Regions from separate parts of the Homo sapiens genome. Here regions 1 and 2 are each linked to region 3. Evidence: read pairs that join two places in POLR2A ChIA-PET (ENCODE). Cell type or tissue: B cell. All regions are shown on one strand.

Region 1 (5,000 bases), 50 kb before region 3:
CAGGAGGAGGCTGCAGGCTTGAGGACCATTCAAGATGTCCATTAGAAGCACAAACAGCCGGGCGCGGTGGCTCACGCCTGTAATCCCAGCACTTTGGGAGACCGAGGCAGGCGAATCACGAGGTCAGGAGTTCGAGACCAGACTGGCCAACATGGTGAAACCCCATCTCTACTAAAAATACAAAAAATTAGCAGGGCATAGTGGCGGGCACCTGTAATCCCAGCTACTCAGGAGGCTGAGACAGGAGAATTGCTTGAACCCGGGAGGCAGAGGTTGCAGTAAGCCGAGATCACACCACTGCACTCCAGCCCGGGCAACAGAGTGAGACTCCATCTCAAAAAAAAAAAGAAGAAGCACAAACAACCCCAGCCTTCCCTCTCTCCATAATGGACTGAATCTCAGCCTGCCACACTAATAGGTGCGTGGTCACAAAGAAACCTGCAACAGCAATGTCTTACTCCTCATTATGTGGATTTCAATGACGGATACAGTGCTTTCATTGTGATCTCCATATGCAGAATTTAAAAGCCTCTCTCAGCCAGGCACATGTAACCTAGGCTTTGGAAACCCTCGCAAATAATTTTTCAAGGACAATAAACCACAAACGATCAAAGACAACCAGAATTACAGAAGCCTGAAGACTCCAGCCTGGGCCACCTCTGGTCGGAAGCATGAAAAAGACTATGGCACTAGGGATTAAAAAGTCACTGTCAGCCGGGCATGGTGGCTCACGCCTGTAATTCCCAGACCTTTGGGAGGCCAAAGTGGGAGGATCACTTGAGCACAGGAGTTCAAGACTAGCCTGAGCAACATAGAGAGACTATATCTCTACAACAAATAAAAAAATCAGCCGAGTGTCATGGCTGGCCCCTGTAAGTCCCAGCAATCCGGAAGCTGAGGTGGGAGGATCACTTGAGCTCAGGAGTTTGAGATGGAGTGAGACTAAATCTTGCCACTGCACTCCAGCCTGGGTGACAGAGAGGGACTGTATCCCAAAAAGAAAAAAAGAAGATTGCTATCAGCATCATTGGCAGACACTGCACCAGGCTTGGGGGTGTGGAAGAGCAGATGCTGAACTCCCTGTTAACTCCCAGTAAGGACAACACTATAGTTCCTTTTAAAAAATATTATTTTAGGCCAGGCATGGTAGCTCACGCTTGTAATCCCAGCACTTTGGGAGGCCGAGGTGGGCGGACCACAAGGTCAGGAGATGGAGACCATCCTGGCTAACACGGTGAAACCCCATCTCTACTAAAAATACAAAAAATTAGCCGGGCGTGGTGGCAGGCGCCTGTAGTCTCAGCTACTCGGGAGGCTGAGGCAGGAGAATGGCGTGAACCCAGGAGGCAGAGCTTGCAGTGAGCGGAGATCGCACCACGGAACTCCAGCCCGGGCGACAGTGCGAGACTCCGTCTCAAAAAAAAATTATTTTAATATATTTTTTGAGACAGGGTCTCACTCTGCTGCCCAGGCTGGAGTGCAGTAACACAATTTAGGCTCACTGCAGCCTCAACTTCCCAAGCGATCCTCCCACCTCATCCTCCCGAGTAGCTGGAACTAGAGGCACGCACCACCACAGCAGGCTAATTTTTGTATTTTTTGTAGAGATACGGTTTTGCCATGTTGCCCAGGCTGGTCTCGAACTGCTGGGCTCAAGCAATCCGCCCACCTCAGCCTCCCAAAGTGCTGGGATTATAGGAGTGAGCCACTGCACCCGACCATATTTCCTTTAATAGTGGGCTGTAGGCTTGAAGAAAATGGGCTCTGTGTTACATGCATGATATGGAAGGTACAGTTTACCAAGGACACTCAGCAGAGCAAACCAGGAGCTATCCCTAGGGTGAGTGGGTTGGGGTACAGGGAACACAACTTCTTGGCCTCATACTCCTCATAGGAGCCAGCTTGGTTTGAGGCACTAGAATTCCACTGGTCTGGGGTAAGAGCCAGATCTCAAGATCTCAAGAAGCCCCAGGAGAGCACTGAGTAAGCCATTGATCCCCCACTCTGAGCTAGGACTTTGGGTTTTCTTCCATGGGGAAGAATATGCTCCGTGTGTGTGGAGAAAAGAGAAATGAATGCTGGTGACGAGAAGGGCAGACTGGGGAAGCCCTCAGGACTTCCCAAAGTTCCTATTCTCCTCCTTCTGGGCATGTGGAAAGACCGTACCTCCTTGCTCTTTGAAGTTAGGTAGGACTTACTTTGAACCATGAAACAGTAGCGGAAGTGATGTTTATCATTTCCTGGTGGAAGCTCGCGCATGACTCCCCACATCCTCTTCCTTCTTCTAGAAGGAAGCAAGTGTTGCTATGGAGGCTCCATCAGCCTGGCTCCATTAACCACAAGGAGCAGATCCCCAATACCCCTCCCCAACCCAGAAACCTGCTTTAGACTTGAAAGTGACTCATAAGCCTTCGTTGTTTTAAGCTACTGAAGTTTTGGCACTGTACGTTATTGCAGCCTAACCTTGCCTATCCTGACTGGCACACCCAGAATAAATGGTGTAGTTATGAAAGATGCCTTTTTTTAGAATCCTTTGTCTAATCTTTTGTCTATACCTGGGTTCCCATTACAATTTCTTACTATGACATCAGTGAGTGTCATGTTGCTAAATTGTCTGCATGTCATATGATAGTAACAAGACATCCCACATGTATGATCAGTTGCAATTATGTAACAATGTAGACAAAGCCAATCACTTCAATTCTCAAAAAAGGCTGAACACCATAGCTAGGATGTGGAGAGATGGAAAAAGTGTCATTTACAATGACAAAAAAAAAAGAAAAAGAAAAAACCATAAAGCATCATAGATTAATTTTTTTTTAACGTGCAAAAAATAGAAAGAAAACTACAAAGCCTACCTGAAAAGACACCATCAATAGAGCTTAGTAAATACCAGGAAACACACACACACACATACACACACACACACTCACACACACACCTTCCCCAAGGTCACATGGCTGGTAAGTGGCAGGAGGTAGAATTTGAATACAGTCAGCTTCCTTAACCACCACCAAGAATAGGATGGGTGAGCTTTTTCTATAATGGGCCAGACAGAAAACATTAGAGGTTTCTAGGTCATCTGGATTCTGTTGCAACTACTCAAATCTAGCTCAAAAGCAGCCAATGGACAATATATAAACAAATGGGTGTGGCTGTGCTTCAATAAAACTTTATTTACAAAAGCAGATAGCCATCTGGATTTGAATCATGGGCCCATAGTTTGTTGACACATGATCTAGAATAACAAATCCTTGAAGATAGTCAAGGCTTTTGGGGGGAAAACTAATAACAAGCAGAGACTTGCTCTATCAGATATCAGCACATAAAGCTACAAAAATTATTTGGAATTGCATTATATTTATGTATCAATTTAGGATGACTATGTAATTTATGTAATTTAGTTTACAGAGAATATTCATTTATGATTTTGAGTCTTCCTATTCAGGAATATGGTATTTCTCTACTGTCACTCAGATCTTGAGAAACAATTTAACAGGGTGGGGGGTGGGAAGGAGCTCCAGGCCAATTTTTAGAAGAAATCCTACCTAACACCAGACATGTAAATAGAATGTCAGAGGACCAAAACCACTAACACCCTGAGATATGTGTCAATTGCGTCCATTCAGACTTTGGTCCAGTTCTGTGAGGGACAACGGCAGGGTCGACCTAAGATGGGGCGTTTTATAGGAAATGTTTCCCATGTTAAGCTGAACACCAAAAGGCTTCACCTTCTGCGATATATGAATAGATTTAAACCCTTCCCCCACACCCAAGGAGACTAGGCTGCTGTGGGCCTCAGCAGAGCAGAAGGGTAAAGAAAGACGGCCCTGAGAATCACATCCAAAAACCAGCCCTGGCAAAGCGCAGGGGCTCACACCTATCATCCCAGCACTTTGGGGGGCTGAGGCGGGTGGATCACCTGAGGTCAGGAGTTCAAGACCAGCCTGGCCAACATGGTGAAACCCGTCTCTACTAAAAATACAAAAAATTAGCCGGGCATGATGGCAGGTGCCTGTAATCCCAGCTACTCGGGAGCCTGAGGCAGGAGAATCACTTGAACCTGGGAGGCGGAGATTGCAGTGGGCCAAGATCGCACCACTGTACTCCAGCCTGGCAACAGAGCGAGACTCTGTCTCAAATAAAACAAAAACAAAAACAAAAAACAAATACGTACAGTTAAAAGACTTAAGTCACAACATACATCCATGAGCAATTTTAGATGGCAGCATTCCCAAAGCCATCCACCCCTCCCAAGCAGTGCACAATAGCCTCTTCCTGATGACTTAGGCTGCCCATTGTGACCACCGGTGACTGCAGCTTGACATCATAGTATATCCGTGAGTCAAGCGGCTGTGGGTTTTTGGCTCTTGCATCTGCTATAGTTCTGTCTCGGGTGCCATTTGCTAACTCTGTTCTCTGTGTAGCTGCTTTTGGCAGCTCCTCATCTCTCTTCTAATCCACCACTCACAGTCCTAGAGAACAGACCACAAGTTAAGACCGTCACCTACAGAATCCCAAGGGCCAAAACTGGGCAGAGGACAACTCCATCCTTCTTACAAAAGGGCTTCTCCACAAGAAGCATTTCCGTTAGACTCTAGCAGTGAGATACCCTGCTTCAAGAATTTCTCATGGAGCCAGAAGCCTTTGAAATTTGCCCTTATGATCCTCACCACCGAATCCCACTCAGCAGATTCCAGTACCACCTGGCATCGTGCAGGAGAAAGAACCCCAAGAAAGCCAAAAAGATGGCCACCTGCAAATACAACGCCTGCCACGTGGTCCCCATCAAAAATCTGGAGGAACATGAGGCTGTTTGTGTCAACAGGAGCGCTGTGGAAGAAGAGGACACCGAGAACCCTCTGAAAGTCAGTCCTCCTAGTTCAGAGCAGAACGATGACACCCAGCAGGTCTCACCCTGCCTTCCCAGCCCCGATATCTGGAATGTCGATGGCGCTAATTGCCAGCATGTGTTTGTCCTTAAGACTTTTTTTCCTCAA
Region 2 (5,000 bases), 210 kb after region 3:
GAGTGAAATAATAACCAAATCTCCAAACAGGCCAGTTTTAGACCTACAGGACTACAGGTGCACGCCACCACACCTGCCTAATTTTTAATTCTTTTGTAGAGACAGGGTCTCACTACGTTGCCCCGGCTGGTCTCGAACTCCTAGGCTCAAGTGATCCTCTTGCCTTAGCCTCCCAAAGTGATTACAGGTGTGAGCCACCACACCTAGTCCAGCCATTCTATATTGTTCTTCTGTGCTCTCTTAATGTTTAACCATGCCTTTTATTTAAATAATTCCAGGAACTGGCCTTAGGAGATCCAGAATATCAAACCAAGGTTGAGAGTGTCCCATCTCAGGAAAGAATGAACAATTGATTTACAGCCTTGTTGCCTCCAGCTAGACCACCAGGTGGCCCATTACCCAACATAACCATTGCAACTAGATAATGCTGACCTGCATACCCTACCCCTCAGAGCTTTGCCCCGTCCTGCCTGCATATCTACCCCCGATATTTATTCTTTATTTTTTAAATAATTTTTAATTAAAATATGGAATGCTTCACAAATTTGCGTGCCATCCTTGCGCAGGGGTCATGCTAATCTTCTCTGTATCGTTCCAATTTTAGTATATATGCTGCTGAAGCAAGCACTAAGTGTGATGTTTTATATTCCTCTGAAATAGGAAATATTTACTTACTGTTTAACTTACTTGCTATTATCTGCAGCGTCACAACAGGAAACAGAAGGCACACTCCCCACTTCAGTAATTTGAAGACGACACAATAAATCATTAACTTATTTATAATGGTGTGGGCAGGATGTAGAAAAATTACAATGGTTAGCGTAAGACGGAGGGGCTAGGACAAGGGGAGGCAGTGGTTACCGGGACTTGGAACAAGAGGGCTGTGTACACCAGACACTATGGCCTTTGGTTGAAGGCCACTGCCAGCCTTAGTTAAGTCTGCGGGGGTAGGGGTGGGGTGCTGTGGGAATAAAGACCCCAACTTCCATCTCCTCCCTCTCTCCACGTCCCACTCAGAAACCAGAGGGCAGGGAAGTGTGTGGAGGAAGTCATGAGGCTAGTTTCCTGAGGCTCAGACAGGCGGATAGGGAATTGGGATGGAAAAATGGAAGATATCTCTCATATTCATTTAGGCAAAATGAAACGACTGAACTTCAGAATGCTGCCTTGTGTGTGACTTTGGGCATGTGGGTTTACCTGACCTGTTTCATCATCTGTAAAATGCTGGGTAACAGTTTCTACCACGTATAGTTATTGCAGGGACATATGTGGAGTTGCCTAGCACCCCGTATCAGTTAGCTATCATTGTCCCTAACCCCCAAAACTGAGTAGCACACACCACTACATTTTTACTTTTCACATTTCTGCAGGTTGGCTGATCTGGCTGGGTTCTGCTTCGAGCTGGTGGCCAAGGCTCACAGGCAGCTCTGGCCAGCCTGTCTCTTGTCCTCTTGGACCAGCAGGCTGGCTGAGGTGTATTATTCTCATGGAGACAGCTGGGATGCAGGAGAGCAAGCCCAGGTGTGCAAGTGTGTCTTAAGGCTTTAGCTGTGTTGTAATAATTTTTCTGGAGCTTTGGTAACAAATTACCACAAACTTGGTGGTCTAAAATTTTTTTTTTTTTTTTTTTTGAGATGGAGTCTTGCTCTGTCACCCAGGCTGGAGTGCAGTGGCACATGTCGGCTCACTGCAACCTCCGAGTCCCAGGTTCACGCCATTCTCCTGCCTCATCCTCCCGAGTAGCTGGAGCTACAGGTGCCCGCCACCACTCCTGGCTAATTTTTTGTATTTTTAGTAGAGACGGGGTTTCACCATGTTAGTGAGGATGGTCTCGATCTCCTGACCTCGTGATCCGCCCTCCTCGGCCTCCCAAAGTGCTGGGATTACAGGCGTGAGCCACAGCGCCCGGCCTAAAATATTTTCAAAGTAATGGCAAAAACTGCAATTACATTTACACCAACCTAATAACACAAATTTATTGTCTTATGGTTCTGGAGGTCAAAAGTCAGAAATGGGTTTCACTGGGCCAATCAAGGGAGGGAGGGAGGCATGGGCCCAGTCAGGGAGTCGGCAGGGCTGTGCTCCCTTAGGGAGAATCCGTTTCCTTGTTCCGTGGCTCCGTCCATCTTCAGAGCTGACAGTAGAGCATCTCCAATCTACTGTTGCTTCCATTTTTACACCAACTTTTTCTGATTTTTGACTCTCCAGCCTCTCTAGATTATAAGGGAGGCTGGAGAGTCAAAAAAAAAGCCTCCCTTTGTGATTACACTGGGCCTAGCCAGATAATTACATCTCCAGAACGTTATTTAATTACATCTGCAAAGTGTCTTTTACAATGTTAAGTTACATATTCACAGGTTCTGGAGATTAGCTCGTGGACCTTTTGGGGGGTGGGGGAGGGCATCATTCAGCCTACCAAATAGATCATGCCTGCTAAATTCCATTGGCCAACATCAAGTGAGGGAAGTACTCATAAATGCAGAAAAGGGAGACAATAAATATTTCTTATAGTAATGTAATCTACCACACATCTGGTAAGGCATTTTTTTTTTTTTTTTTGGAGACAGAGTCTTGCTCTGTCGCCCAGGATGGAGTGCAGTGGGGTGATCTTGGCTTACTGCAACCTCTGCCTCCTGGGTTCAAGTGATCCTCCTGCTTCAGCCTCTGGACTAGCTGGGATTACAGGCGCCCACCACCATGCCCAGCTAATTTTTGTATTTTTAGTAGTGATGGGGTTTCGCCCTGTTGGCCAGGCCGGTCTTGACCTCCTGACCTCAAGCGATCTACCCGCCTCGGCCTCCCAAAGTGCAGGGATTACAGGTGTGAGCCACTGCGCCCGGCCAAAGTTTTTAATAAACGCTTACTGAATATGAGTTGGACTATGATGACTCATGGTGCTATACTTTTCGAGGGCTTCCTGAAAAACTTCCTGAAAACACTAGTGAGCACTGATCATCTTATTATGATCACAGCCACACTGTTGTCTGGACTTGAGTTACTGCTAGGTCTGCAGGCAATGGTCAAGGTGGATGAAAACTATAATTTGAGGTATTTATTTACTCATTCCATTTATAGTGCTGTTGTGTACTCTAGAATCACATTGAAAGTTAGGCTCTGAATTTTCCTTCTTCCTCTACTCATTATTCAGAGCAAGATGACACATTATCTGCTTTAAACCCTCTGACGGCGCGGAAAAGAGGCTGCAGGATCTTAGAGAAACAGTTTCCTTTTAATCCTCTTATCCCTTTGCCAGAAACGGCCCAGAAGTCAGCTGAGGAACCATATATCCAGGCAGGGAAGCCATGTACTGCTCTGCTTTGAGCAGGTTAGAGCAAACCTGGAGTGCTTTGTCTACCAGTGGACACCACTCTGTAAGAGTGGCACACACAACGCCGGGTACGGTGGCTCATGCCTGTAATCCCAGCACTTTGGGAGGCCGAGGCGGGCGGATCATGAAGTCAGGAGATCGAGACCATCCTGGCTAACATGGTGAAACCCCGTCTCTACCAAAAATACAAAAAAAATTAGCCAGGCGTGGTGGCGGGTGCCTGTAGTCCCAGCTACTTGGGAGGCTGAGGCAGGAGAATGGCGTGAACCCGCGAGGCGGAGCTTGCAGTGAGCTGAGATCGCGCCATTGCACTCCAGCCTGGGCAACAGAGCAAGACTCCGCCTCAGAAAAAAAAAAAAAAAAAAAGAGTGGCACTCACAAATTAAGAGTGCAGAAAGACAACATATAGTTAGGAGATTCAAAACTGTGGCACTGACTGAGGCAGGGTTGAGAGGGTTTCCGCTTGGAGAAGAGAGGACCTTCAGATGACCAGAAGGTAACATGATTTGTGTGGCTAGAGGGAGAATCAGGTAATATTTTCCTAGCTCTGTCCACCGAAAAGGCCTATGACCAAACAAGTGGCAATGAATTTGCTTATTGCCCAGACTGGTTGCTAAATACCATTTCCAACAAAACCAGGGCTCCTTGGAGAAATGACTGATTTCAGATCTGGACTGAAAATGTACAACATGATGCTGGAAATCTTACCATACCAGAAAGCGAGGAAACTGACAAGATTAGAATAGTTTCAAAAGGACTCAGGAGACAAATTGAGTTGAGTTCCACTGACCGAAGACAGAATTAGGTATCATTGATTAGAAGGCCAGGCACAGTGGCCCACCTCTGTAATCCCAACACTTTGGGAGGCAGAGGCAGGCAGATTGCTTGAGCTCAGGAGTTCAAAAGCAGCCTGGCTAACATGGCGAAACTCCGTCCCTACAAAAAATACAAAAATTAGCCAGGCGTGGTGGCATGTGCCTGTAGTCCCAGCTACTTGGGAGGCTGAGGTGGGAGGATGGCTTGACCCCAGGAGGTTAAGGCTGCAGTGAGCCGTGATCATGCCACTGTATTCCAGCCTAAGTAACAGAGTGAGACCCTAACTCAAAAAAGAAAAAAATAAAAAGGTAGCATTGATAAGACGAGCTGCAATGGATTGAAATAAATGTTTAAAGCCACAAGTCCATGGTTTAATGTATCTAGGCAAAAATAATCAATGGTTGCCATTATGACAAAAAAGACGTTCAAATGGGGTCTTGCTAAGTTACCCAGGCTGGTCTTGAACTCCTGGCCTTCAACTCCTTGAACTCCTCCCACCTTGGCTTCCTATAGGTGTGGGACACCGCACTCGCCCCCACGTAGTTTTCTGTTTTTTCTTTTTTTTGAGACAGTCTTGCTCTGTCACCCAGGCTGGAGTGCAGAGGCGTGATCTCGGCTCACTGCAGCCTCCACCTCCAGGGCCCAGGTGATCCTCCACTTCAGCCTCCCAAGTAGCTGGGACTACAGGCACCTGCCACCATGCCTGGCCAATTTTTCTATTTTTTTGTAGAAGCAGGGTCTCCCTATGTTGCCCAGGCTGGTCTTGAATTCCTGGGCTCAAGTCATCTGCCTACCTCAGCCTCCCAAAAGTGCTGGGATTACAGGCATGAGCCACGATGCCCAGCCCCCAAGAAGT
Region 3 (5,000 bases):
TGTCCAAACTGCCTCACCAGGGCCCTCAGCTGCTCGTCCTGCCAACACCAGAAAGACAGGGGCTCAGCACACATACGTGCAGAAAACCTCAGGGCTGCCCGTGACAGAGCCCAATCTAAAAGAACAGCCTCGTTCATCCATTCCGTCATGAAGTGAATACGTACAAGGTGCCAGGCACTACAGCTGCAGCAGCAGGCAGCAAAAGAGCTGCCCCTGATCTCATGGGAGGGAGCCAGCTGCCAATGGAAGGCTCACAGGAACAAAAGTAAAGCCACCCCCTGCTGGGAGATATGGAGAGGTACGTGGTGACTGCCTACTCAGGGACACTAAGGGACAGGTTCCAAGGAAATGCAGAATAGCTAAAATGGAGGAAGCAAAACAGATCCAAGATGATTTTGGAGGGAACCATAGGGGCCAGACCATTCGCAGCATCAGTTCAACCATCTATCATGCAAAACCACTGATGTGTTTGAAGAGTGGGTGGTCACAGTCAAACGTTCTATGAAGAGAACTTTGTAAAGTTCTCTTTGCCTGCTACAGGGTGGGAAAGGGGCTGGAAGGGAGCCGAGCGGACATAAGGAGGTCATTACTGAACTCAGGCCAGAGCTGACAGTGATTCAGCACTAGAAGCTGGAGGTCTGGGCAAAAACAAGAGTAGTTAGAAGACAGGCTAGTATCTATCAAAATAGCCTCCCGAAATGAACTACCAATTCACGCGATAACATGAATCTCAGTGTCACTATGATGTGTGAAAGAAGCCAGACACAGGAGGGTACATGCCGTATGATTCCATGCACATGAAGTTCTAGAAAATGTAAACTAAGCTATAGGGACAAAAAGTGGTTGTCTGAGGCCAGTGGTGGAAAGGGATGAACAGCAAAGGGGGGCAAGGAATGTCTTGGGGACAATGGAAATGTCCTATAGCCCGGCTGTGCTGGTGGTTCTACTGAATTGTACTACAAATGGTTGTAGTTAATTATATATAAAGTTTTCCTCAGTCAAATCAATTAATATATAAAGAAAATGTCAAGCCAGGCGCAGTGGCTCACACCTGTAATCCCAGCACTTTGGGAGGCCGTGGTGGGCAGATCACGAGGTCAGGGGTTCGAGACCAGCCTGGCCAATATGGCGAAACCCCATCTCTATTAAAAATACAAAAATTAGCCAGGTGTGGTGGTGGGTGCCTGTAATCCCAGCTACTCGGGAGGATGAGGAAGAATTGCTTGAACCTGGGAGGCGGAGGTTGCAGTGAGCCGAGATCATGCCACTGCACTCCAGCCTCGGCAACAGAGCAAGAGTGAGACTCCATCTCAAACAAAAGAAAAAAGAAAGAAAATGTCATGCATATAAACAATGGATATTACTCAGTCGAGAGAATTCTGACACATGCTACAGCATGGATGAAAGCTGAGGACACTATGCTAAGTCAAATAGCCAGACAGGGCAAATACTCAGGATTCCACTCACAGGAAGCATCTAAAATAGTCAAAATCAGGCAGGGAGCAGTGGCTCATGCCTTTAACCCCAACACTTCAGGAGGCCGAGGCAGGTGGATCACCTGAGGTCAGGAGTTTGAGACCAGCCTGGCCAACATGGTGAAAGTTCGTCTCTACTAATACAAAAATTAGCCCAGCGTGGTGGCAGGCGCCTGTGATCCCAGCTACTCGGGAGGCTGCAGCAGAAGATTCACTTGAACCCGGGAAGTAGAGGTTGCAGTGAGCTAAGATCATGCCATTGCACTGCAGCATGGGCAACAGAGCAAGACTCTGTCTTGAAAAAATAAAATAAATAAATAAAATAGTCAAAATCACAGAAACAGAGTAGAAAGATAGCTGCCAAGGGCTGGAGGGTGGGAGGAGAGTGAATTCATGTTTAATTAGTTTCAGTTTTCCATCCTTTTTTTTTTTTTGAGATAGGGTCTCTCTTGGTCACCCAAGCTAGAGTGCAGTGGTGCAAACACAGCCCACCCCGCATCCTCAACCTCATGGGCTCAAGTGATCCTTCCACCTCAGCCTCCCAAGTAGGTGGGACCACAGACACACACCACCAGGCCTGGCTAATTTTCATTTTTTTGTTGTAGAGACAGGATCTCACATGTTCTTCAGGCTGGTCTAGACTGCCTCAAGCAATCTCCTGCCTCGGCCTCCCAAAGTGCTGGGATTACAGGCCTGAGCCACCGTGACCCACCAAGTTGGTGGGTATTTTTTGTTTTGTTTTTAATGATAGGGTCTTGCTATGTTTTCCAAGCTGGTCTAGGACTCTTACACTCAGGCAATCCTCCCGCTTCGGCCTCCCACAGTACTCGGTTTACAGGCATAAACCACCACACTCAGCCTCGTTTCCAATTTCAAAGATGAAAAAGTTTTAGAGATCTTTTGCAAAACAATCTGAAAATACTTAACACCACTGAACTACAAAGTTAAAGATGGTTAAGGGGTAGATTTAAGGGGGAGGAAAAGGGGATAAATTTAAAGTGAGGTGGTTTTGTCACACATACAAATTTATATGTGTATATATGTATACATGCTCCTAGACAGAAAAATTGGTCACAACGTGGCCCACGACAGGTATCAAAGCCCTCAACTACAGCTTGGCCAGAACCAGCACAGGCTGGGCAAAGTCACCATAAATTCTCTGGGTGAGCCAGCCCAGGACACCCTTCCCTACCTATACCATGTCCCCTCCCTGCCCTGGCCAGGCTCTTACCTGCTTCCTTCTGTGTTCCCCAGTCCATCTCTGGCACCACCACTCTCCCTGACAACTGACCTGGATACTATCATTTCCAAACTTACATTCTTCCCACCCACCCTGGGACTCCCCAACGTGGTCAGCTCCATCCCCGCACTGCCCTCTCCACAGCCACCTCTTGCTTGCCTGGCACAGCGCCCTCTCCCACTCCCTCAGCACTGGTCTCTCAGCCCCAGCCTGTGCTCTATATGTTTTTTTCTTTTTTTTTTTTTTTTTGAGACGGAGTTTTGCTCTTGTTGTCCAGGCTGGAGTGCAATGGTGCGATCTCAGCTCACTGCAACTTCCGCCTCTGGGTTCAAGTGATTCTCCTGCCTCAGCCTCCCAAATTGCTGGGATTACAGGTGCCCACAACCACACCCAGCTAATTTTTTGTATTTTTAGTAGAGACAGGATTCAGCCATGTTGGCCAGGCTGGTCTGGAACTCCTAATCTCAGGTGATCCACCCATCTCAGCCTCCCAAAGTGCTGGGATTACAGGCGTGAGCCACCGCGCCAGGCCACCCATCTCTCTTATCGATCCCCCACACAGCAGATGAACTCCCCTGAAGCCCGGCTACATTCACATCACTCCCTGCATTAAAAACCTTCCATCTTTGTCCAGTTCAGAGTTAGAAAAAACAATCCAAAAACCAAGCTAACCTGGCTCTGCATTGAGAGCTGAACAATCCTACAGCTTCTAAGCCCAACATTCAAGGCCCTCGAGGAATCAGCCCCAGTGTATCCTTTCTTTTTTTTTTTTTTTCTTTCTTTCTTTCTTTCTTTATTTATTTTTTTATTGATCATTCTTGGGTGTTTCTCGCAGAGGGGGATTTGGCAGGGTCACAGGACAATAGTGGAGGGAAGGTCAGCAGATAAACAAGTAAACAAAGGTCTCTGGTTTTCCTAGGCAGAGGACCCTGCGGCCTTCCGCAGTGTTTGTGTCCCTGGGTACTTGAGATTAGGGAGTGGTGATGACTCTTAACGAGCATGCTGCCTTCAAGCGTCTGTTTAACAAAGCACATCTTGCACCGCCCTTAATCCATTTAACCCTGAGTGGACACAGCACGTTTCAGAGAGCACAGGGTTGGGGGTAAGATCATAGATCAACAGGATCCCAAGGCAGAAGAATTTTTCTTAGTACAGAACAAAATGAAAAGTCTCCCATGTCTACCTCTTTCTACACAGACACGGCAACCATCCGATTTCTCAATCTTTTCCCCACCTTTCCCCTCTTTCTATTCCACAAAACTGCCATTGTCATCATGGCCCGTTCTCAATGAGCTGTTGGGTACACCTCCCAGACGGGGTGGTGGCCGGGCAGAGGGGCTCCTCACTTCCCAGTAGGGGCGGCCGGGCAGAGGCGCCCCTCACCTCCCGGACGGGGTGGCTGGCCAGGCAGGGGGCTGACCCCCCCACCTCCCTCCCAGTCGGGGCGGCTGGCCAGGCAGAGGGGCTCCTCACTTCCCAGTAGGGGTGGCCGGGCGGCCATCTCCGTCAACCATTTCTCCCCTTCAAGGACCCTTCCCTCCCACCAAACTGGCCTCCTGTACTGGCTTTTCTCCACCTATAGCCCCTTTCCTGATCTGACTTACCCACTTTTTGCACACTGTAGGTCTTCCCTCACTGCTAAATTTCCAAATCCTCATCCTTAGCTCAAAGGTCACTTTCTCCACATAAGTTTCCTTAACCTCTTCAGGCAGCAGTAATCTCTCCTTCTAAAGGTACTTGCCATCCACTCATCTTACAATTAGCAGGTGCCCAGAGCTACAACAGTGAGCACCAACAGACACTGATCCTACCGGTGCCGCGGATGACCACAGCACATTCCAGGGACCTGCACACGGTCTTATCTCTCCATTCCAGAGAGAAATCTGCTCTGGGGTAGGAACTTGGTCTTGTTTATTCTTCTAAGCCCACAAGAGCCAAATATAGTCCCTGGTCCACAACAGGATGAGCAGAAAAGGTTTGCTTAGCACGCATCTGGAAAAACATCTTTCATGATTTAAAAGGAGTTTACCACTCACACAGCAAGTTTTAGAAAAAACAAAACAAGCTAGTCATGGTGGCTTCTGCCTGTAATCCCAACACTTTGGGAGGCCAAGGCAGGAAGATTGCTTGAGCCCAGGAGACCAGCCTGGGCAACATAGCAAGACCCTCTTCTCTATTTAAAAACAAAAAACAAAAGCAATACAAATAATACAATACAAAAAAAAAAACCCAATCCTAAAATTAAAGACATCTATGATGTTAACTATGGGTTGAAAACAAAACAA

Evidence for each region. ChIA-PET counts read pairs that join two places held together with the same protein. Peaks named below come from ENCODE experiments on the same cell type or tissue, not always from the same donor. Only the 100,000 strongest peaks of a DNase experiment are listed, where the experiment ranks them.
Region 1: POLR2A ChIA-PET joins it to region 3 with 7 read pairs; 12 of 35 experiments call an interaction of 5 or more read pairs at or near these places.
Region 2: POLR2A ChIA-PET joins it to region 3 with 6 read pairs; 6 of 35 experiments call an interaction of 5 or more read pairs at or near these places.

What each region holds. Positions count from the first base shown.
Region 1 is chr20:43,726,326-43,731,325 of GRCh38, reverse strand. It overlaps GTSF1L (gametocyte specific factor 1 like), which reads left to right and starts at 4,324. Exons shown (of 1, transcript NM_176791.4): 1 at 4,324-5,000. The coding sequence starts at 4,632. LOC101927200 (a long non-coding RNA gene) reads right to left here and starts at 2,407. Exons shown (of 4, transcript XR_936741.3): 1 at 2,199-2,407. In B cell, no CTCF peak of the experiment used is centred here; a DNase peak (open chromatin) is centred at 2,935; H3K27ac peaks cover 361 bases.
Region 2 is chr20:43,468,641-43,473,640 of GRCh38, reverse strand. It overlaps the pseudogene RNU6-1251P. Among named protein-coding and RNA genes, the nearest start is that of SRSF6, 13 kb to the right of the region's middle. In B cell, no CTCF peak of the experiment used is centred here; no DNase peak of the experiment used is centred here.
Region 3 is chr20:43,676,822-43,681,821 of GRCh38, reverse strand. MYBL2 (MYB proto-oncogene like 2) reads right to left here. Exons shown (of 14, transcript NM_002466.4): 3 at 1-38. Among named protein-coding and RNA genes, the nearest start is that of MYBL2, 12 kb to the right of the region's middle. RefSeq lists an enhancer at 3,222-3,912. In B cell, CTCF peaks have their summits at 72 and 276 (motif pointing left); a DNase peak (open chromatin) is centred at 21; H3K4me3 peaks cover 626 bases; H3K27ac peaks cover 2,139 bases.